Regions from separate parts of the Homo sapiens genome. Here region 2 is linked to region 1. A link is an interaction called in ENCODE POLR2A ChIA-PET data of the cell type or tissue named here. Cell type or tissue: CD4-positive, alpha-beta T cell. All regions are shown on one strand. Each heading gives the region's core, and the rest is flanking DNA. Links, peaks and the distances in the headings are about the cores only.

Region 1 (8,059 bases), core at 1,726-5,725:
TTTAGTAGAGATGGGGTTTCACTATGTTGGTCTCAAACTCCTGACCTGGTGATCCACCCCCTTCAGCCTCCCAAAGTGCTGGGATTACAGGCATGAGCCACCATGCCCTGCGTCACTTTTTCTTTTAATTAATTTAAAAAAATTTGTTTTTAGACAGAGTCTCACTCTGTTGCCCAGGCTGGAGGGCAGTGGCTTGATCTCAGCTCACTGCAACCTCCACCTCCTGGGTTCAAATGATTCTCCTGCCTCAGCCTCCTGAGTAGCTGGGATTACAGGTGCGCACCACCATGCCTGGCTATTTTTTTTTTTTTTTGAGACGGAGTCTTGCTCTGTTGCCCAGGCTGGAGTGCAATGGCATGATCTCGGTTCACTACAACCTCTGCCTTCCAGGTTCAGGCGATTCTCCTGCTTCAGCCTCCCAAGTAGCTGGGATTACAGGTGCCCGTCACCATGCCCAGCTAATTTTTGTATTTTTGGTAGAGATGGGGTTTTGCCATGTTGGTCAGGCTGCTCTCCAACTCCTGACCTCAGGTGATCTGCCCGCCTCGGCCTCCCAAAGTGCTGGGATTACAGGTGTGAGCCACTGCGCCCGGCCATTTTAATTTAAATAGAGATGGGGTCTTGCTGTGTTCCCCAGGCTGGTCTCAAACTCCTGGCCTGGAGCAGACCTCCCACCTCGGTGTCCTGAAGTTCTGGGATTATAGGCATAAGCCACCATACCTAGCCTAATCTAAACACTTTGGGAGGCAGGAGGATTGCTTGAAGATAGTAGTTCAAGACCAGCCTGGGCAACACAGTGAGACTCCATCTCTACCAAAAAAAAAAAAAAATTAGCTGGGCATGGTTCCATGTGCCTGTAGTCCTAGCTACTCAAGAGGCTGAGGCAGAGGATCACTTGAGCCCAGGAGTTCGAGGTTACAGTGAGTTATATCATGCTACCTGGACAGCAGAGCAAGACCCTGTCTCTAACAACAACAAAAAATTATACAAACACAGATCATTTTGTTTAAAACTGGATTTGTAGTCTTATAACCCTTGTGTCAGACCCTGACACCTTAAAACATCTAGTAGAGATAAATATAAAACTGTCTGGCCAGTAAACCCAAGCAAAAATGTATGCTGATAATTCTGAAGACATTTCTATTTTTATTTTACCAATACTTTTTTTCTTTGTCTTTTTTTTTTTTTTTTTTTTTTTTTTAAAGAGAGTTTTCCTTGGTCACGCCAGCTGGAGTGCAGTGGCATGATCTCAGCTCACTGCAACCTCTGCGTCCTGGGTTCAAACAATTCTCCTGCCTCAGCCTCCCAAGTAGCTGGGATTACAGGCACTTGCCTCCACACCCAGCTACCTTTTTTGTATTTTTAGTAGAGACAAGGTTTCCTCATGTTGGCCAGGCTGATCTCAAACTCCTGACCTCAGGTGATCCACCCACCTCACCCTTCCAAAGTGCTGGGATTACAGGTGTGAGCCACCAAGCCTAGCCTATTTTACCAATAGTTTTAAAACCAGCTTATTTATTAAAGATTAAAGATTTACGGCAGGGCACGGTGGCTCATGCCTGTAATCCCAGCACTTTGGGAGGCCAAGGTGGGCGGATCACGAGGTCAGGAGATCGAGATCATCCTGGCTCATAGTGAAACTCCATCTCTACTAAAAAAAATACAAAAAAGTAGCCAAGTGTGGTGGCCCACGTGTGCCTGTAATCCCAGCTACTCGGGAGGCTGAGGCAGAATTGCTTGAGCCTGGGAGACGGAGGTTGCTGTGAGCTGAGATCATGCCACTGCACTTCAGCCTGGCCGACAGAGCGAGACTCTACCTCAAAAAAAAAAAAAAGAAAGAAAAAAAATTTTTTTTTCAGTTTCGGCTGATTGAGGTGGCTGGTGCCTGTAACCCCAGCACTTTGGGAGGCCGGTGTGGGAGGATTGCTTAAACCCATGAGCTCAAGACCAGACTGGGCAACAAAGTGAGACCTCATCTGTACAAAAAATGAGAAAATTACCTGGGCATAGTGGTGCATGCCTGTAGTCCCAGCTCAGGATTCAACTGGGGAGGTCGAGGCAGGAAAACTGCTTGAGCTCAGGAGGTTGAGCTGTGTTTGTGCCAGTGCACTCCAGCCTGGGCATGAGAGTGAGACTGTCTCAAAAAACTGTTTTTTATCAGTTTCAAATGAGTTTAGGGTTAAATTTTCAATTGTTTACATTTTAGCCAGGATTGGCTAAATTGTATAAGAAATACAAAATATCTAAGTGCCCTGGAACTAGTAACACGTCTATGTTTTGTTTGCTGATCTGGTTTGATTTGCAAATGTGGGCAGGAAAGAACTTTAGCAGGTGTTTTTTTTATTTTGTTTTTGTTTTTGCCTTTTGGCCTCTGTGTGACAGAAAAAGCAACATTTTTATGCTGGACAGAGATACCTTACATTATTGCTCTGAGCTCAAGGTTTCAACTTCTTTGATCTAAGAGAGTCTAACTTTTATAGACCTTTTTTTTGGTGTTTTATTTTATTTTATTTTATTTGAGACGGAGTCTTGCTCTGTTGCACAGGGTGGAGTGCAGTGGCGTGATCTTGGCTCGCTGCAAGCTCCACTTCCCAGGTTCAAGAGATTCTCCTGCTTCAGCCTCCTGAGTAATTGGGACAACAGGCACGTGCCACTGCGCCTGGCTAATTTTTTATATTTTTAGTAGAGACGGGGTTTCACCATATTGGCCAGGCTGGTCTCGAACTGTTTTTTTTTTTTTTTTTTTTTTTTTTTTTTTTTTTTTGAGACGGAGTTTCGCTCTGTCGCCCAGGCTGGAGTGCAGTGGTGCGATCTCGACTCACTGCAAGCTCCGCCTCCCGGGTTCACGCCATTCTCCTGCCTCAGCCTCCCGCGTAGCTGGGACTACAGGCGCGCACCACCATGCCCGGCTAATTTTTGTATTTTTAGTAGAGACGGGGTTTCACCGTGTTAGCCAGGATGGTCTCGATCTCCTGACCTCGTGATCCACCCATCTCGGCCTCCCAAAGTGCTGGGATTACAGGTGTGAGCCACCGTGCCCGGCCCCGGTCTCGAACTCTTGACCTCGTGATCCGCCCGCCTCAGCCTCCCAAAGTGCTGGGATTACAGGCGTGAGGCACCGCGCCTGGCCTTATAAACATTTGTCTAGTTATTTTTCTTTCTTCCTTTCTCGCTTTCTTTCTTCTTTTTTTTTTTTTTTTTTTTTTTTTTTTTTTTGAGATGGAGTCTTGCTCTGTCACCCAGGCCAGGGTGCGTTGGCGTGATCTTGGCTCACTGCAACCTCCACCTCCTGGGTTCAAGCAATTCTCTCATCTCTGCCTCCTGAGTAGCTGGGACTATAGACATGCACCACCACACCTGGCTAATTTTTGTATTTTTAGTAGTGACGGGGTTTCGCCATGTTGGGCAGGCTGGTCTCCAACTCCTGACCTCAAGTGATCCGCCTGCCTTGGCCTCACAAAGTGCTGGCATTACAGGCGTGAGCCACCACACCTAGCCTTTTTCTTTAGATTATTACTTTTTCAATTAAGTGTTTCATCACTCTAAGCAATTGTTAGGCAAACCTAATTTTATGTTTTTAAAACATGGCTAGCTGTCACGCCCGTAATCCCAGCACTTTGGGAGGTCAAGGTGGGCAGATCATGAGGTCAGGAGATCGAGACCATCCTGGCCAACATGGTGAAACCCCATCTCTACTAAAACTACAAAAATTATCTGGGTGTGGTGGCAGGTGCCTGTAATCCCAGCTACTCGAGAAGCTGAGATATGAGAATCGCTTGAACCAGGGAGGCGGAGGTTGCAGTGAGCCGAGATCACACCACTGCACTACAGCCTGGTGGCAGAGCGAGACTCTCTTTCAAAAAAAAAAAAAAAAAGAAAAAAAAAAGAAAAGGACTAACTGGTCTGAATATTGTGCACCTGTTAGTACTAGCTACTCCAGAGTCTGAGGCAGCAGGATTGCTGTAGCCCAGGAGTTTGAGGTCACAGTGAGCTACAATCATGCCACTGTACTCCAGCCTGTGCAACATAGCAAGATACTGTCTTTAAAAAAAAAGTTGTCTAGGTTGTTGGTTACCATGGAGTTGTAATTTGAAAGCCCTTTAAGACTTTTGTTTAATCTTGACTTGAATGCCATAAGCAGTAAGTGTTATCTCAACACCAGGGGAAAAGTTAGCAGATTCAAAGCAGGCAGAAAAAAAAAAAGGAGAGAAAGAGAACTTAGAAGTCTCTCCATGCTAACTCTATAGTTGTAGGTTTTATGAATAATGACCATTTGAGCTCTGAATTTTCCTTGATGTAATTTTGCTCATCAGTTTTAAAATGTGCACAAGAATGAGCCATAATATGTAGCTGGTGGAGTCCTAGAAATCCTTGCATTGGCCAGGTGTGGTGGCTTAAGCCTGTAATCCCAGCACTTTGGGAATCCGAGGCGGGTGGATCACCTGAGGTCAGGAGTTCGAGAGTAGCCTGGACAACGTGGCGAAGCCCTGTCTTTACTAAAAATACAAAATTAGCCGGGTGTGGTGGTGCATGCCTGTTATCCCAGCTACTCTGAAGGCTGAGGCAGGAGAATCACTTGAACCTGGGAGGCGGAGGTTGCGGTGAGCCAAGGTGGCACTATTACACTCCAGCCTGGGCAACAAGAGTGAAACTCTGTCTCAAAAAAAAAACCAAAACAACAACAACAACAACAAAAACCAGAAATCCTGGTACGCCTTCATGTTTGAGAATCCCATTCCATTTCTTTATCTTGTTTTTTTTTTTTGAGACAGTGTCTTGCTCTGTCGCCCAGGCTGGAGTGCAGTGGTGCGATCTCGGCCCACTGCAACCTCTGCCTCCAGGATTCAAGTGATTCTTCTACCTCAGCATCACGAGTAGTTGGGATTACAGGTGCCTGCCACCATGCCCAGCTAAATTATTTTTTTTGTTTTGGTATTTTTTAGTAGAGATGGGGTTTCACCATGTTGGCCAGGCTGGTCTCGAGCTCCTGGCCTCATATGATCCACCTGCCTCGGCCTCCCAAAGGGCTGGGATCACAAGTGTGAGCCACCACACCATCCCCATTCCATTTCTTATTCATCACTTGAGAGCAAAGACCACCCTATACATGCTGTAATTTATGGGATATTAGGAGTTTAGTCTGGTGTTTTAGACAGCAGGAACCACCCTAGTGGCTTATGTTAGCCATCCTCCACCCACTGGTTGGAATGTTTATTTTTGCTCTTGGGAGATTTTTAGAAATAAGCAAGAGAAAAGAGTCAAACCAAATCCAAAGAAACCAAGATAAGAGTGTTCACAAAAATTTTAATCCAAACTGGCCATGCAGACCAAAGGTTGCAGTGAGCCGAGATTGCATCATTGCACTCCAGCCTGGGCAAAAACAGTAAAACTCCGTTAAAAAAAAAAAAAAAGAGGGAGGCTCAGCCTGAGAGAAGACTCAGCAGGGCAGAACAGGCCTGTTGTGGAAGCAGAGAGCTCACAGCCTTCAGTGAGTGCTGCATGCCAGTTCTAAGAATCATCGATTCTTGGGAGGCTGAGGCAGGCAGATCACCTGAGGTTAGGAGTTTGAGACCAGCCTGGCCAATGTGGTGAAACCCTGTCTCTACTAAAAACGCAAAAATTAGCTGGACATGGTGGCGGGCGCCTGTAATGCCAGCTACTCAGGAGGCTGAGGTAGGAGAATTGCTTGATCCTGGGAGACGGAGGTGGCAGAGAGCTGAGATCGTACCACTGCACTCCAGCCTGGGTGACAGAGCGAGACTCCATCTCAAAAAAAAAAAAAAAAATCATCAATTCCTTCTAATAGTGATTTTTTCAGGTACCATTTCTATATATAGATATACCATGTATATCTACCTAATAACAGAGGGTCTTTAAAAGAAAATGATGTTTATTTGGGAATAGTGCAATGGGAATACATATGCTATAGCAAACAATGTGTGTATTCAGGGAGGTAAAGGAACAAAGATCAACAACAATGCCAGGCACAGTGGCTCACGCCTGTAATCCCAGCACTTTGGGCGGCTGTGGTGGGAGGATCACTTGAGGCCAGGAGTTTGAGACCAGCCTGGGCAACATAGTGAGACCCCATCTTTAAAAAAAAAAATTTTTTTTTTAAATTACCTGAGTGTGGTGGTGTGCACCTATGGTCCCAGCTACTCAGGAGGCTGAACTAGGAGGATCCCTTCAGCCCAGGAGTTTGAGGCTACAGTGAGCTATAATCATGCCATTGTACTCCAGCCTGGGTGACAACATGAGACCCCAAAAGGAGAAAGAGAGTGAGAGAGGAAGGAAGGAAGGAAGGAAGGAAGGAAGGAAGGAAGGAAGGAAGGAAGGAAGGAAGAAAAGAAAGAAAGAAAGAAAGAAAGAAAGAAAGAAAGGCAGAGAAAGAATATTAGCTGGGCATGGTGGCATGTACCTGTAGTCCCACCTACTCAGGAGGCTGAAATGGGAGGATTGCTTGAGCCCAGGAGTTGAAGACCAGCCTGGACAACATAGCAAGACCCTATCTCTACAATATATACATATTTTTTTTTTTCCTGAGATGGAGTCTTGCTTGCCCAGGCTGGAGTGCAGTGGCATGATCTCGGCTCACTGCAACCTCTGCCTCCCGGGTTTAAGCAATTCTCCTGCCTCAGTCTCCTGAGTAGCTGGGATTACAGGTGTGAGCCACCACGCCCAGCTAATTTTTGTATTTTTAGTAGAGACCGGGTTTCACCATGTTGGCCAGGCTGGTCTCGAACTCCTGACCTCATGATCCCCCTGCCTTGGCCTCCCAAAATGCTGGGATTACAGGCGTGAGCCACCTCACCTGGCCTTTTTTTTTGAGATGGAGTCTCCCTCTGTCCCCAGGCTGGAGTACAGTGGTGCGATCTCAGCTCACTGCAACCTCTGCCTCCTGGGTTCAAGTGATTCTCCTGCCTCAGCCTCCCAAATAGCTGGGATTATAGGCCCCCCCACGACGCCCAGCTAATTTTTGTATTTTTAGTAGAGACGGGGTTTCACCATGTTGTCCAGGATGGTCCTGATGTCTTGACCTCATGATCCACCTGCCTTGGCCTCCCAAAGTGTGAGATTACAAGAGTGAGCCACTGCGCCCAGCCAAAATATTGTTTTAAATTAGCCAGATGTGGTGGCACACACCTATATTCCCAGCTACTTTGGAGGCTGAGGTGGGAGGATCACTTGAGCCTAGGAGTTTGAGGCTGCAGGGAGCTATGATCGCACCAGCGTACTCCAGCCTGGGCAACAGAGAAAGACCCTGTCTCAAAAAAAAAACCAAAATAGTTATGCTCCTTGGAGTTGTGTCCTTGGCACTCTTGGTTCCTGAGTCTATATGGCGGGTTTTTGTTTGTTTGTTTGTTTTTGAGATGGAGTCTCACTCTGTTGCTGAGGCTGGAGTGCAGTGGCTCCGTGTCGGCTCACTGAAACCTCCGTCTCCCGGGTTCAAGCAATTCTCCTGCCTCAGCCTCCCGAGTAGCTGGGATTACAGGCGCCTACCACCACACCCGATTAGTTTTTATATTTTTAGTAGAGATGGGGTTTCACCATGTTAGCCAGGCTGGTCTTGAACTCCTGACCTCAGGTGATCCACCCAACTCAGCCCCCCAAAGTGCTGGGATTACAGGCGTGAGCCACCGCGCCTGGCCTACGTGGTGGTTTTAAAACATGTTTGCAAAATTTTTAACATTCCTCCTATTGAAAATAGTAAGTCTAATTCCCCTCCTCTTGAATATTGGCTGGCCTTAGTGACTGAATCCTCACAAGTAGAATGCATCAGGAGTGTCACACTATGACTTCCAAGGCTAGGTTGAAAATATAAAAGGGGTAAAGCTCTCTTTCCTCTGTCGCTCTATTTCTTTCTCTTTCTCTCTATCCCCACCCTTTTCCCTCTCCTCCCTCTACTCACCTTTGGAACCCAGCCGCTATCGAGCCCAACACACACGCAGGTGCCCTGGTTAAAGTCCTAGCTAGGGTCCCAAGTGACAGCCAGCATCAACTATAACATGTAAAGGAGCCAGTCTTCAGATGATTCCAGCCTCAGCCTTCAGGCCACTCA
Region 2 (8,059 bases), core at 1,303-5,302, 680 kb before region 1:
GATCCACCTGCCTCGGCCTCCCAAAGTGCTGGGATTACAGGCGGGAGCCGCTGCGCCCGGCCCATTATGTTCTTATAACTTACATTAACATATTATTTTGTACATGTCAAGCTTTTTTCCCCTTTTTTTTTTTTTTTAAGAGATGAGATTTTGCTTTGTCACCCAGGCCAGAGAGTGTCGTGGTGCAGTCATAGCTCACTGCAGCCTCCAACTCCTGGGTTCAAGTGATTCTCCCACCTCTGTCTGCCAAATAATTGGAACTACAGGCATGTGCCACCATGCTTGGGTAAGTTTTTTTATTTTTTATTTTTTATTTATTATTATTATACTTTAAGTTTTAGGGTACATGTGCACAATGTGCAGGTTAGTGACATATGTATACATGTGCCATGCTGGTGTGCTGCACCCATTAACTCGTCATCTAGCATTAGGTGTATCTCCCAATGCTATCCCTCCCCCCTCCCCCCTCCCCCCACCCCACAACAGTCCCCAGAGTGTGATGTTCCCCTTCCTGTGTCCATGTGTTCTCATTGTTCAATTCCCACCTATGAGTGAGAATATGCAGTGTTTGGTTTTTTGTTCTTGCGATAGTTTACCGAGAATGATGATTTCCAATTTCATCCATGTCCCTACAAAGGACGTGAACTCATCATTTTTTATGGCTGCACAGTATTCCATGGCATATATGTGCCACATTTTCTTAATGCAGTCTATCATTGTTGGACATTTGGGTTGGTTCCAAGTCTTTGCTATTGTGAATAATGCCGCAATAAACATACGTGTGCATGTGTCTTTAAAACAGCACGATTTATAGTCCTTTGGGTATCCTGGGTAAGTTTTTTAAAAGTGTTATTTGTAGAGACGGAGTCTGGCTGTGTTGCCTGGGCTGGTCTCAAACTCCTGGCTTCAAGTTATCCTCCTGCCTCAGCCTCCCAAAGCTCTGGCATTACAGGTGTGAGCCACTGCACCCAGACTCAGACTTTTTTTAAGGGAAAGAATGGGAGTATAGGTGGGGAGACACACTTTGGGAGGCCAAGGTGGGAGGATCACTTGGGCCGGGGGTTCAAGACCAGCCTGGGCAACAAAGTGAGACCTCGTATTTACCAAAAATACAAAAAATTAGCTGGGCTTGGTGGTGTGGGTTTGGGAGGCTGAGGTGAGAGGATTGCATAAGCTGTAGGAGCCCGAGGCTGCAACGAGCTGTGATCGCGCCATTGCGCTCTAACTTGGGCTAGACAATGAGATCCTGTCTCAAACCAAAACAAAACAAAACAGATAATTGTCAAATTGCTGTTTTGCTATTGTTGCTTTTTGTTTTTGCTTTGCTTTGCCTTGGAAGTGAAGAAGAGATTCTCATTTAAACCGTTATCTTGAAGTATTGAAGTATCTTTGTGAGCTAGGGTGCAATTATTTCCTCTGTCCTTGAGACACAGATGATTCCTGTCCAACATTCCCAAGGAACTCAGTAAGGACCAAATAGAGACTCAGGAAAGACAGTTACTGATTTTACACTGTTGCAAAACAGAGCTATGGTTTATGTTTAACAAACTGCTGGCGGGGCGTGGTGGCTCATGCCTGTAATCCCAGCACTTTGGGATGCCAAGGTGGGTGGATCACTTGAGGTCAAGAGTTCAAGACCAGCCTGGCCAACATGGTGAAACCCTGTCTCTACTAAAAATACAAAAATTAGCAGGGCATGGTGGTGCATGCCCGTAATCCTAGCTACTGGGGAGGGTGAGGCACAAGAATCGCTTGAACCTGGGAATCAGAGGATGCAGTGAGCCGAGATCACGACACTGTACTCCAGCCTGGGTGACAGAGCGAGACTCTGTCTCAAAAAAAACACAAAAAACATAAAAACCAAATTGCTGTATTTTATTTTGTGAAATAGGGTCTAGATCTGTTGTCTAGGCTGGAGTGCAGGGGTGCAATCACAGCTCACTGCGGCCTTGACCTCCAGGGCTCAAGCGATCCTCCCTCCTCAGTTTTCAAGTAGCTGGGACTACAGGTATGCACCATCATATGTTGCCCAGGCTGGTCTTGAACTCCTGGAGAGAGATACATATAAACACACACACACACACACACACACACACACACACACACCCTTTTTTTTTTTTTTTTTTGAGACACAGTTTCACTCCTCACCCAGGCTGGAGTGCAATGGCACAATCTTGGCTCATTGCAACCTCTGCCTCCTGGGTTCAAGCTATTCTCCTGCCTTGGCCTCCCAAGTAGCTGGGATTACAGGCACTGCCACCATGTCTGGCTAATTTTGTATTTTTAGTAGAGACAGGGTTTTGTCATGTTGGCCAGGCTGGTCTCAAACTTCTGGCCTCAGGTGATCCACTTGCCTCGGCCTCCCAAAGTGTTGGGATAACAGGCATGAGCCACTGCGCCGGGCCCATACATATGCATTTAAAAAAATTTATTTATTTATTTCGAGACAGGGTCTCACTCTGTTGCCCAAGCAGGAGTGCAGTGGTGCTATCTCCCAGGCTCAAGCAATCCTCAGCCTCCCGAGTAGCTGGGACTACAGGTATGTGCCATCACACCCAGATAATTTTTATTATTTTTATTTTTTAAGTTTTTTGTAGAGATGGAGTTTCACCGTGTCACCCAGGCTGGATATTTTTGTATTTTTGATAGGCCTGTACAGTTTCCAAAGTTGCAACCTTTCCCCCTCCCTGAGAGTAGGGGCAGCCCCTGCTCTCCCTCTACATCCTCCACAGTCCCGAGGTTTTGGCCTCTGTTTCCTCTGTTTCCTATGCTTGGAACACCAGTCGCTCTTTTGTTGGTCTGGCTGACTTCTGTTCCTCTTTTAAAAATTTAAGTTTGGCCGGGTGCGGTGGCTCACGGGGCCCCTGATTGTCTGAAGGTTGCGCTGGCACGCGCAACTTCCGGGACAGAGGCTGTGGCTGGAAGGAGCTGGGCATCCGGCCTGAGGCGCAGCGGTCGCGTTAGTTCGGCCCAATGGCGGCACCGCTGCTTCACACGCGTTTGCCGGGAGATGCGGCCGCTTCGCCCTCTGCAGTCAAGATGCTGGGCGCGTCGAGGACTGGGTAAGATTCAGGCCGCTTCCTTCTGTGCGTCTGGGACCAAAGCTCAGGACCGCTCTTAGAGGAGCAGATTGAAAGGATGTGGGGCAAAGCTAATGGCGTGTGATAGGAGCACGGGGTCGAGGGTCATCTCACGTTCACAGAAATGAGCTCATTCCTCCTAACTGGGTAATAGACATGGGTGGGGCCTGGAAAAGTGAGTATGTTCTCTGTTCTGGAGGCCCCCTTTCCCGACTGTGTCTCTTCGTGATTTCCCAGGCCTGGGTACTGCCTTCTGCGCCTTGACCCCTCTTCCTTCCCTCTTCTTCGTCCAAATTTGGAAGGGATTTCCCTGGGCTATGTGGGTTATCAGCCGAACGTTGTCACTCATGGCAAATTGAATATTACATCTTTTTTGTTTGAAATTTGTTTCGACACACGTATTTGTTTAGCAGTCTTTATTTTGCTCCACTTTTAAAATCCCTAACCCCATAGCACTCTTGGCGTTTAACTTTCAGAGTCATTAGGATGCTATGTTTTTTCATTAATTTACTACGTGTAAGTGAAGCAAACCTTGTAAAACAATTAGCGTAATATGATTCATAATGTTTATCGAGCTCCTGCTTACTGTGTTAAACACTGGCGACAGTGGTTTATCCAAAGACACTAATGTCCCTGCTTTCTACAGAGCTTACAGCATATTGGGGGGAAGGCAGTACATAGGCCAATAAATAAACGAACACGATGATTTCAGTTATACAACAAGGTAATGGGGGAGGGAGAAGGGAGAGAAGGAGTGTTTGAGATTTCTCATTGGGAAGACATCTGTCATTTGAGCTTCTATTTGAATGAAGACAAAAATCTAGGCCGGGCACGGTTGCTCACGCCTGTAATCCCAGCACTTTGGGAGGCTGAGGTGGGCGGATCACCTGAAGTCAGGAGTTCGAGACCAGCCTGGCCAACATGCGAAACCTCGTCTCTACTGAAAATACAAAAATTAGCCGGGCGTGGTGGCAGGCTCCTGTAATCTCAGCTACTCAGGAGGCTGAGGCAGGAGAATTGCTTGAACCCGGGAGATGGAGGTTGCAGTTAAGCTGAGATCACACCACTGCACTCCAGCCTGGGCAGCAGAGCAAGACTCCATCTCAAAAAAAAAAAAAAATCCAGCCACATAGAGATTTGGGAAAAGAGTATTTCCAATAGAGTGAACAGTAAGTGAAATGAGAAACAGCTTGGCTTGTTTGAAGAGCAGAAAAGACATGATGGCTGTAGTAAAACAAGTTGTTGGAGATGAGGTGAGAGAGGTAGGCAGGGGCCAGATTAATGTAGGATCTTAAAGACCACACTGAGAGATTTGGATTTTTACTGTAAGTGCAGTGGGAAGACAGTTATTGGTTGCTGAGCAAAGGAGGGATTGTTGATTAAGAGTGGAAGCAGGGAGACCAGTAAAGAGGCCTTAACAATAGTTCCACTGAATTATGTTGGTTCAATAAAGGTTGGCTATTATAATTTTTATTATTTTCATGAACTTAATAGCTTGTTAATCTTGGTTCCACAGGATTTCAAATATGCGTGCATTAGAGAATGATTTTTTCAATTCTCCCCCAAGAAAAACTGTTCAGTTTGGTGGAACTGTGACAGAAGTCTTGCTGAAGTACAAAACGGTAAGAGGAGATAATGTGTGAGGTTTGCTTTTGGTCAGGTCAGAATACAACTATTGCTGTTATACTAAAGACCAATAGAAATAGCAAGATTAATTAAGATACCAGTTGAAATCAAATATTTAATAATAGCATGATGCCATCAGTGCAAAATTAGAGTAATAGTGTCCTTTTTTTTCCCCCACCTTGGCCCATTTCACAGGTAATAATGAGAGAGTAATAATGTCTTTACTGAGGTTTCACCTCTTCAAATGCTTTATTTACAAAGCATCTTTTAACTTCAGCAAGTGCTAGAATTAAAAACAATTACAGCATTTTATTTATTTATTTATTTGTGCTGGAGTCTTCCTCTGTCACCCAGGCTGGAGTGCAGTGGCGTGACCTCGGCTCACTGCATCCTCCACCTCCCAGGTTCAAGCAATTCTCCTGCCTCAGTCTTCTGAATAGCTAGGGTTACAGGCATGCACCACCACACCTGGCTAATTTTTTAATTTTTTTAATAGAGACGGGGTTTCACCATGTTGGCCAGGCTGGTCTCGAACTCCTGAGCTTGTAATCCACCCGCCTTGGCCTCCCAAAGTGCTGAGATTACAGACGTGAGCCACCATGCCTGGCCTACAGCATTTTATTTTTTGAGGAACTTACCTAAGCATTACTTTGGGACAGTAAACCGGTTCTCTGAATAGGGATTTTTGTTTTTGTGGTAGGTTAGAAGCATTTCTACTATATCTCAGCAGTAGAGGGAAAATGTTAAGTAACCGTATGTTTATATGTAATATCCATTTGTATCCATATTTGAGTAAATACTTTTTTAGATCCTCCTGAATTAGATCATTATAGCTGGCTGTTTTTTTTCCCTCATGCTTTTTGAGAATTCGCAGGAGTATCAACTATTATATTCAAATGTCAATACAGAAGTATAGCTAAATGTAGTTTATCATTTTCCTTTTTCCAAGCCCTCTGGCTGCACTAACATGAGTGTTTAAATTTTTGTAGTCATGATTTTATAATCCGCAATTGACATGTGAAAGTTAGTGTTCCTTTTATAATTTCATCTGATGTTAAAGTACGGTTAAAAGTCTTGCTGTTGATACTAAACAGGAAACAAAAGCATAACTTAATTATTTCCCCTCCTTGTTAAGGGTGAAACAAATGACTTTGAGTTGTTGAAGAACCAGCTGTTAGATCCAGACATAAAGGTAATTAATTTTGTGTTTGATCATTAGCAAAATTATTGCCACTTTATACAGACATAGTTTGCTCTTTGGGTCCCATTCTGTTCTGCAGAACTTGCTCTCTCCATGGTCCTCCCTTACTTTAATCTGGTGGTTCTCAACCAGGGACAGTTTTACCCCCTAGAAGACATTTGGTGATGGCTGCAGATATTTTTGTCACAATTGGGAGGAAAGGGTGCTACTGGCATTTAGTGGGTGAATGACAGAGATGCTGCTAAACATCTCACAGTGCACAGGGCAGCCTCCCATAACCAAGAGTGATCCAGCCCCAAATGACAACAGTGTTGAGGCTGGGAAACCCTGCTCTAATGCTTCCTTTCTATTAGATTACTACCTCTTTCCTCCATGCTGCATGCAACTCTTTTGTCTCTTTAAAGCTAAAACAAACCAAAAAAAAAAAAAAAAACCACTGTTTCAGCATTTCCAGGTTCGAGATACACCTATCATGTAGTAAAACCTTAATACATTTTGTTTCACCATTCTTCCTTTACTGCCCAGTTTTGAAGAGAATGGTTTATTACCATGGCAGTGGTAGTTAGATTGCCTGGAATGAAATTCCAATTTTATTATCCAGTGTGTGATCTTGAGCAAATTGTTTTAACCTCTCTGCCTCTATTTTCCACTGTGTGAAACCAAGAAAACAATAGAGATTTAAAAAATATGGAGTGTTTTGTTTTTTAAGAGATGTGGTCTTGCTGTGTTGCTCTAGCTATTCACAGGTGTGATCATATTGCCCTACAGCCTTGAACTCCTGGCCTCAAATGATCCTTTCTCTTCAGCCTTCTAAAAAGCTGGGACTATAGGTGCATGCCACTGTGCCTGGCTTTAAACATGGAAATACTTAACAAGGATTCAATGAGCTAATATGCAAGAAGCACTTAGAACAGTCTCTGACTCAAAGTAAGGGCAGTAATTGTCATCTGTTGTTTTTGTTCCAGCTGACTGCGCTGTATCATTTCTCACTCACATTTAAGTCCACTGTTCTTATCACTGTAGTAATTACCCTGACAGGTTACCCATGTTTTTTTTTTACATGCTGATTTCAGTGGACTTTTTTGAGACAAAGTCTCCTTCTTGTCACCCAGGCTGGAGTGCAGTGGTGTGATCTGGGCTCACTGCAACCTTTGCCTCCTGGGTTCAAGCAATTCTCCTGCCTCAGCCTCCCAAATAGCTGAGATTACAGGCACCCGCCACCATGCCTGGTTAATTTTTTTATTTTTAGTAGAAACGGGGTTTCACCATGTTGGCCAGGCTGGTCTTGAACTCCTGACCTCAGGTGACCTGCCCGCCTCGGCCTCCCAAAGTGCTGGGATTACAAGTGTGAGCCACTGAGCCCAGCCTCAGTGGACTTACTTTTTTAAGCCTTGTATTCCTTGTATCAGCCGACACTGTTGGCCACCCACTTCTTAAAACTTCAGTGTTTCTGATCCTCCTGTCTTCTGATCCTTTAATCTCTCTCTCTTTTTTTTTTTTTTTTTTTTGCTCTGTCGCCCAGGCTGAAGTGCAATGGCACAATCTTGGCTCACTGCAAGCTCCACCTCCTGGGTTCAAGTGATTCTCCTACCTCAGCCTCCCGAGTAGCTGGGACTACACGTGCCCGCCACCACCCCCAGCTAATTTTTTGTATTTTTAGTAGAGATGGGGTTTCACCATGTTAGCCAGGATGGTCTCGATCTTCTGACCTCGTGATCCGCCCGCCTTGGACTCCCAAAGTGCTAGGATTAGAGGTGTGAGCCACCACACCCGGCCAGTGATCCTTTAAGCTCTAGTATCTCTCGATAGGTTCTTGATCTTAAATTTGGTGTTGATTAGGCTTCAAAACTTGACTCTTTTCTCACTCTGTTGATTCTTCTGTGTGATCTCCTCATCTCCCTTCATGGCTTTGAAATCTACCTGTGTCCTAATATATTTGTGTCTGTAGCCAAGATTGCTCTTGTGGGCTCCAGACTTATTTCATTTTCATTTTTGGGGACGGGCAGAACAGAGTCTTGCTCTGTCACCTAGGCTGTAGTGTAGTGGGATGATCTTGGCTCACTGCAACCTCTGCCTCCTGGGTTCAAGCCATCCTCCCACCTCAGCCTCCTGAGTAGCTGTGCCACCACGCCCAGCTAATTTTTTTGTATTT

The links. Peaks named below come from ENCODE experiments on the same cell type or tissue, not always from the same donor. Only the 100,000 strongest peaks of a DNase experiment are listed, where the experiment ranks them.
Region 2: POLR2A ChIA-PET joins it to region 1 with 6 read pairs; 2 of 35 experiments call an interaction of 5 or more read pairs at or near these places.

The regions. Positions count from the first base shown.
Region 1 is chr16:29,752,823-29,760,881 of GRCh38, forward strand. No RefSeq gene overlaps it. Among named protein-coding and RNA genes, the nearest start is that of C16orf54, 11 kb to the left of the region's middle. RefSeq lists a silencer at 1,525-1,574 and enhancers at 1,755-1,824, 2,265-2,324. In CD4-positive, alpha-beta T cell, for the core only: no CTCF peak of the experiment used is centred there; DNase peaks (open chromatin) are centred at 1,819 and 4,009; H3K4me3 peaks cover 442 bases.
Region 2 is chr16:29,072,060-29,080,118 of GRCh38, forward strand. It overlaps the pseudogene RRN3P2. Among named protein-coding and RNA genes, the nearest start is that of LAT, 91 kb to the left of the region's middle. RefSeq lists an enhancer at 2,655-2,854. In CD4-positive, alpha-beta T cell, for the core only: no CTCF peak of the experiment used is centred there; a DNase peak (open chromatin) is centred at 3,062; H3K4me3 peaks cover 1,148 bases; H3K27ac peaks cover 1,105 bases.